Linked DNA regions of Homo sapiens: region 1 is linked to region 2. The links are chromatin contacts, found by Hi-C or POLR2A ChIA-PET in ENCODE. All regions are on one chromosome and are shown on one strand. Each heading gives the region's core, a stretch centred on a gene start or an enhancer-like site at or near the end of the contact. The rest is flanking DNA. Distances are from core to core; before and after follow the strand shown. Region 1 has its middle 20 kb from the start of LINC01549. Region 2 has its middle 6.1 kb from the start of TRG-GCC1-5.

What was found. Hi-C counts contacts between places; a loop is a spot of excess contacts on that map. ChIA-PET counts read pairs that join two places held with the same protein, here RNA polymerase II (POLR2A). Pooled maps may share reads with other maps.
Region 1: a map of Calu3 shows a loop between it and region 2 (5-fold over the local background). The contact joins two enhancer-like sites. A Hi-C loop is called at or near these places in 4 of 168 maps with a recorded cell type or tissue (Calu3, PC-9, head of caudate nucleus and 1 more), 3 of 37 single-sample maps with no recorded cell type and 2 of 50 pooled maps. POLR2A ChIA-PET finds 5 or more read pairs at or near these places in 2 of 52 experiments (T-cell and activated T-cell).

Annotation. Positions count from the first base shown.
Region 1 is chr21:17,417,159-17,420,485 of GRCh38, reverse strand. No RefSeq gene overlaps it. Among named protein-coding and RNA genes, the nearest start is that of LINC01549, 20 kb to the left of the region's middle. RefSeq lists an enhancer at 839-2,038. Within about 2 kb of position 1,490, at least 2 of the 41 ENCODE cell types and tissues checked have a DNase peak (open chromatin) inside an H3K27ac peak, as active enhancers do.
Region 2 is chr21:17,459,344-17,462,553 of GRCh38, reverse strand. No RefSeq gene overlaps it. Among named protein-coding and RNA genes, the nearest start is that of TRG-GCC1-5, 6.1 kb to the right of the region's middle. Within about 2 kb of position 1,378, at least 11 of the 41 ENCODE cell types and tissues checked have a DNase peak (open chromatin) inside an H3K27ac peak, as active enhancers do.

The DNA of each region.
Region 1 (3,327 bases), core at 241-2,740, 42 kb after region 2:
TAAAATCTGAATAGACTTGAAACTTACCTCTCAACCTCCCCTGAAGCTGGGGCCTGAACCCATGACTTAGGTGTGACAATCAGACCCATGAGTCTCAGACCTGGAGACAGAAACCAAGGGTCAAAAGCAGTGGGGACATCTTTCTGGCTGTGGGGTGTTGGGCTGCATGCTGGCAACCAAGACAGTGGTAGGGCCAGGGTCAATGCTGGCAGTATGGATGGTCTCCACAGTGGCTCTGTGATGCAGTGGTATCCTCACTGGATTTGTTCTGTGGCTTGGTTTTGGCTGTGGTTTTGGTGGCGTAGCCTCCTCTTTTTAATGCCTATTCTGAATGTAGTTCTCTAGTCTTCCTGAAGATGTGGACAACCAAGTGTACCTCCAATAAATTCCTTTTTCTGTTTAATTTGACCTAACTTCTTTCAAAGATGGGGAAATAATAAGAAATATTCCTGGAAGATCTCCAATAACAGAAGAGAGGCAAGATTATAGATGTAATATTACACTGACTTTACTAGATGAAACAAGGAACTTGGCGAGTTTTGAGATGTGCCTCTGAAAGCTCCAGATAGCAAATAATAATCAGTGGGGAACCAGCCTCAAAGGCTGAAAAAGCTATATACAAGGAGGGTTTAGATAATATGGACAGACTTGAGACAGGAGAAGGCTTGGAAATTTAGCACAGAATCCATTAGCCCCTATTACGTGATTCTCAAAATGATACATTTGTGGTAAGTAGGAAAGTTTCTAAAGTATTTGTTATTAGGGATAATGCTTAGAAAGTTTGCAGACCCCCGGAAAAGGTAGGATAATACGCACTAAAGAGGAGCTAGCCAGGACAAAAATAAATAGAAATCAGGTTTGAGATGAACGGTAGGCTGATGAGAGGATTAAACGTAGGTGGAATTATCCAAATAGAGGAAATAAGAATGGACAAAGGTTGTTCGGAGCACAGATGCTTTTGGCAGACATTTGTTTCTCATTGGCAGATGCTCCATAAGGCCAAATATAGAAGAATGTGCTAGGAAATGAAATAACTGGATCAGAAAGCAAAAGGAAAAGAATGTAGTTTACCTGCACCAACTTAGACATGTGAAATATTTGAAACTCAGGTGCACCTGCCCGAAAAGAGGAGAAGGACAATATCAGGAAATGAAATCCTAGAAGCATACCCATGGCTGAAGAGAACATTCTGGCAGAAAGAATTGTTCTGCTGTTTTGAAGTAACACAAATCCCTCAAGATGAAGAACTAGATTTGGAGGTGGACCAGCAGAAGGTATCTGTCTTCTCTTGCTTCAGTAGACTAGAAGAGGACGTACATTTTTAGCCTACACACTCTTTGTGAAATAAACTGCATCCCCAATTTTGAAATTGACAGATTGTTTGGCTTCAATGACATGACACAACTTCAGGTGTGACTCATTTCCTCCCTTGATAAGTGAAATTATGATGTCACGTACACATGCCATTGTTAGGTACACATAGGCTTGTGGGACTTCCATGCTCTTAGGAAATATATGCGGTGGGAGTATTTGGCCCAAAAGCCTCTCAGCTATTAGGCAACATTATAATTTATATTACCTATTCAAAAATAATCACTGGTTCTAGCAGTGTTCAGAAAAACACATGAATATTCTTAATATGAAATTTCATTTTTAGTTCTCAAAGCTTGGTTTAAAAACAATTACCTAAGCTGTTTTAATTATGCTTTAGGGTTCTATCCTATCCACCCATCTTGTTAACCTGCAGGCTGAACATAACCTCTCCTGTGTATTTTTTTTTAATCAAATTCTTGTACATCAACTCTTCCTATCACGGGAAGAAGGGAGGTTCATTCAGATATGAAAATGCTTACCTCGTTACAACACTAGGAGAATAAAATGTTTTTATGCTGTTGAAATTATTTGTTTTGGCTGGGCGTGGTGGCTCACGCCTGTAATCCCAGCACTTTGGGAGGCCAAGGCGGGTGGATCACAAGGTCACGAGTTCGAGACCAGCCTGGCCAATATGGTGAAACCCCATCTCTACTAAAAATACAAAAATTAGCAAGGTATGGTGGCACATGCTTGTAGTCCCAGCTGCTTGGGAGGCTGAGGCAGGAGAATCGCTTGCACTGGGAGGCGGAGGTTGCAGTGAGCCGAGATTGCGCCACTGCACTCCAGCCTGGGTAACAGAGCAAGAGTCCGTCTCAAAAAAAAAAAAAAAAAAAAAAAAGCAAACAAAAAAATCACAAAGAAATTATTTGTTTTGAGTTTGGGTCAAGATTTAATTATTGGATTCATTTTCCTTCTATAATGGTCAGTGACAGAGAAGGAACCAGAAGGTTGGGAAAAAGCCCCTGGAGATTAGAGGAAGTGAGCCAATAGCAGATGTGTACTGATGCCATGGGTCTGCCAGTGCACTTGGGTCTTCTTCTGCATACTTGGCACAAAAATTTAAAAGAATCGTCATTATTGTTTTAACAAGTGGATGTGAATGGAGCCCTTCACATCCAATAATCTGCAGTTCCAATATTATATCCTACGATTTCATCCCACATATTCCATGCAACCACCCTACGGAGTTCCTCATGGTTACCTTTCTACATCAAGACCTTTTGTGACTTTGTTGTTTGCTCCTGCTCTTGTTTCTTTATCAATATCCTTCTTCTTCTTTCTAGTTTGTATGGAGTTATTTGTTATATCATATGTCCACCAAGCCCGGCTAACTTTCGTATTTTTAGTAGAGACAGGGTTTCACCATGCTGACCAGGCTGGTGTCGAACTCCTGATCTCAGGTGATCCACCTGCCTCAGCCTCCCAAAAGTGCGGAATTACAGGCATGAGCCAGCGCTCTCGGCCTATTTTATGATTTCTGATGCCATCTTTTAACTTCACCACATGCTGGGATTCAGAGCTGCCAGATCTATCACCCAGACATTTTTGTTCCTGCCACATTGCAGGAAAATTATGATGAAATAATCACTGATTCTAGCAGTGATTCAGTAAAAATTGAATTGAGGCCGGGCGTGGTGGCCCACACTTGTAATCTCAGCACTTTGAGAGACTGAGGTGGGAAGATCGCTTGAGCTCAAGCGTTGAGACCAGCCTGGGCAATGTGGTGAAACCTCATCTCTACAAAAAATACAAAAAAATTAGCTGGGTGTGGTGGTGCCAGCGTGTGGTGCCAGCGTGTATTCCCAGCTATATGGGAGGCTGAGGTGGGAGGATTGCTGGAACCCAGGAGGCAGAGGTTGTAGTGAGCTGAGATTGTGCCACTGCACTCCAGCCTGGGTGACAGAGTGAGACCCTGTGTCAAAAAAAAAAAAAAAAAAAAAAAGAACTGAATCC
Region 2 (3,210 bases), core at 129-2,628:
CAAGGCCAATAAAAACATAAACCTGGGCTATTTTTAATGAATAACCAGTAGGTATGAATGAGTAACAAATGAGCAGTAATCTGGCTGGGCGCGGTGGCTCATGTTTGTAATTCCAGCACTTTGGGAGGCTGAGGCTAGCAGATCACTCGAGTCAGGAGTTCAAGACCAGCCTGGCCAACATGGTGAAACCCTCTCTAGTAAAAATACAAAAAAAATTAGCTGGACATGGTGGCGTGTGCCTGCAGTCACAGCTACTTGGGAGGCTGAGGCAGGATAATTGATTGAACCTGGAAGGCGGAGGTTGCAGTGAACCGAGATCATGCCACTGCACTCTAGCCTGGGTGACAGAGCGAGACTCCATCTCAAAACAAAGAAACACACAAACAAACAAACAAACAAATAAACATACAGTAATCTACTTGAAAATGGAAAAATGTTTCTTAATCCCCCCTGGAGGGCTATAGATAGGTGACTATGTCATACATACCATTGTATGTCCCTCAGTCAATATACCCCGGAAGGGAATGCCCCCGCTAGAGCTCAACTCCAGAGACTATACTGAGAATGGTGCCCTTACAAGTTGGAGAACATGGCAGCCCTAGAAGGCATTCAATAATACTTTCTTTTTTTTATTTTTGAGATAGGATCTTGCTCTGTCACCTAGGCTGGAGTACAGTGACACGATCATGGCTTACTGTAGCCTTGACATTCCGGGCCCAAGTGATCCTCCTACCTCAGCATAAGTTTTTTTTTTTTTTTTTTTTTTTTTTCAATTTGTAGAGACAGAGTCTCCCTGTGTTGCCCAGGCTGGTCTCAAACTCCTACGCTTGAGCAATCTTCCCCCTTGGCCTCCCAAAGTGCTGGGATTACAAGCATGAGTCACCACGCCAGCCAATAATGATTTCTTGATTGAAGGAATGAATGAATTAAAAGGTTCATCTTTGGACACAAAGGCAGACAAAAGTTTGACAAAAGGCATTTTTGAAACTAGGACCTTTATTATAATATTAGTCTAAACAGTGGGACCCATGAATAAGCATGGCAATGCTATATTCACCATAGCAGACATCCTTGAAAATGTGCCTCCCCAGATAGATCAGCTAAGAAAGAATAATTCTACATACAATCACTTGCAGATATGTTTCCTGATAGAAATACCAGGGACAAAGCTAACATCAATGTCAAGTCCAGAAAATGATTTTTGAATGTTGGTAGTTTCCCTCTTCACATTCTGCTCTCTTCACTCTCCTATCCCTGAAGCACAGATGCTGTCCTTTAGTTTGAGTAAGTAAGAAGTGCCAGTGAGTCATATTAGCTATTTTTAATGCACAGACATGTGAGGGATCTGTTTGATGGAGGACTTGCTTGCCAGCAATCGAGTTCGAGAAAGTCCAGGGCTTCAAGCCAGATTCTGGAGTGAGGCAGAAATGGGGACTAGACAGAAAAGATTGTAGGCTTTTCAGGCTAGAACGGAGAAAGTGCAGATGCAAAACTAGGGTTTAATTTGAGGAATCATTTAGAGTAGGTGTTGATTTAGGAAGATCTAAAAGACGTAGAATTAATGGAAAGGTTAATGATGGGCCTCTTGAAGTGAGCGAATGATGACAGATTATGGGATACACTTAGCTCCTAATTATTATGTATTTTAATACCTAGGTGCTAAAAAGTGGTAGCTAAAAATAAATAGTCATATATTTTTAAATAGTAGATTTCTTCCCTTCCCTAAATTTCTAACCTTGTTTCATGAACACAAACCTAATTTTAAAGGTAAAGGAAACTCATGCCAAGCAGCAAACAAAGAGACTGTATTAATTCTTCAGTTCACAAGTAGGGAAGTATTGATTGAGATTAGAGAATTATTTGTTTGCTTATTTATGGTATTAATTTATATATTTGGTTTCTTGCCTTACAGATAATTTAGGCAGAAATGACAGCTACCTGCCTTAAGACAACAAACCTACAATCTATAACATTCTCCCACCCAGCAATCTCACATATCTGGAACCCAGATGGGAAACTAGAATAACCCTCCAAATCTTTACCCATATAAATAGGTGTTATAAGATTCATGCGTTAAGTCAGTCAGTACTTTTCAACCACAATAAACCACTCAAGCCCTCACTCATTATTTGTTTACTTTAATTTTAGACATAATGATAATAAGCTTGGTTATCAGGGTTTATTTAGCCCACAGGAGACCACAGGAGCATGTGGCTGCACATTTCCTTTGGAATGAACAATTATAAAAGGGTTTTCACATCCATCATTAGCTGCTCAAGGCAGACACAGCAATAGCATCAAGAAGTGTCAGTTGAGTGCCTGACAGCCCCAAGAAAACAGAATAATTCTAAACAGTAGGCAGATAAACCACAAAAATAGACTAGTCTGTAGCCACGGTTAGGAAGAAAGAGAAAGACATATGTCACCATTCTCAGATGGCATCTCTTTCCAGACTCAGAACCCCACGTGCATAGAGAGGTTGTCCAGTCCAGGCCCCTGGTTAGCATACAATTCACATCAACAGTTCTCTTTTTGGGTGGTCAGACAGTTCTGCTGATGTGTTGGCAAGGAATCTGTGATGATTAATTTTATGTGTGATAAATTTTCTTTTTTCTTTTTTTTTTTTACCAGCACTCCTGATTTGGAATGGATTTTTTTTTTTTTTTTTGAGACAGGCTCTCACTCAATCATCCAGGCTGGAGTGCAGTAGCACAATCACAGCACCCTGTAGCCTCAATCTCCCAGGCTCAAGCAATCCTTCCATCTCAGCCTCCTTAATAGCAGGGACTACAGGTGTGCGCCACCATGCCCTGCTAATTTTTTATCTCTTTGTAGAAACGGAGTTTCTCCATGTTGTCCAAGCTGGTCTTGAACTCCTGGGCTCAAGCAATCTACCCGCCTCAGCCTCCCAAAATGCTGGGATTACAGGCGTGAGCTACTGCACTGGGCTAATTTTATTTTCTTTAACTTGGCTGGGTCGTAGTACCCAGATATATGATCAAACATTATTCTGGATGTTTCTGAGAGCGTGTTTTTGGATGAAATTGACATTCAAGTTGGTGGACTTTGAATAAGACAGGTTACCATTACTTTTTTCATTTTTAAGACAGGATGATATGGTTTGGCTTTGTGTCCCCACTCAAATCTCATCTCTAACTGTAATCCCCACATGTTGAGGGTGGGACCTGGTGGGAGGTGATTGGATCATGG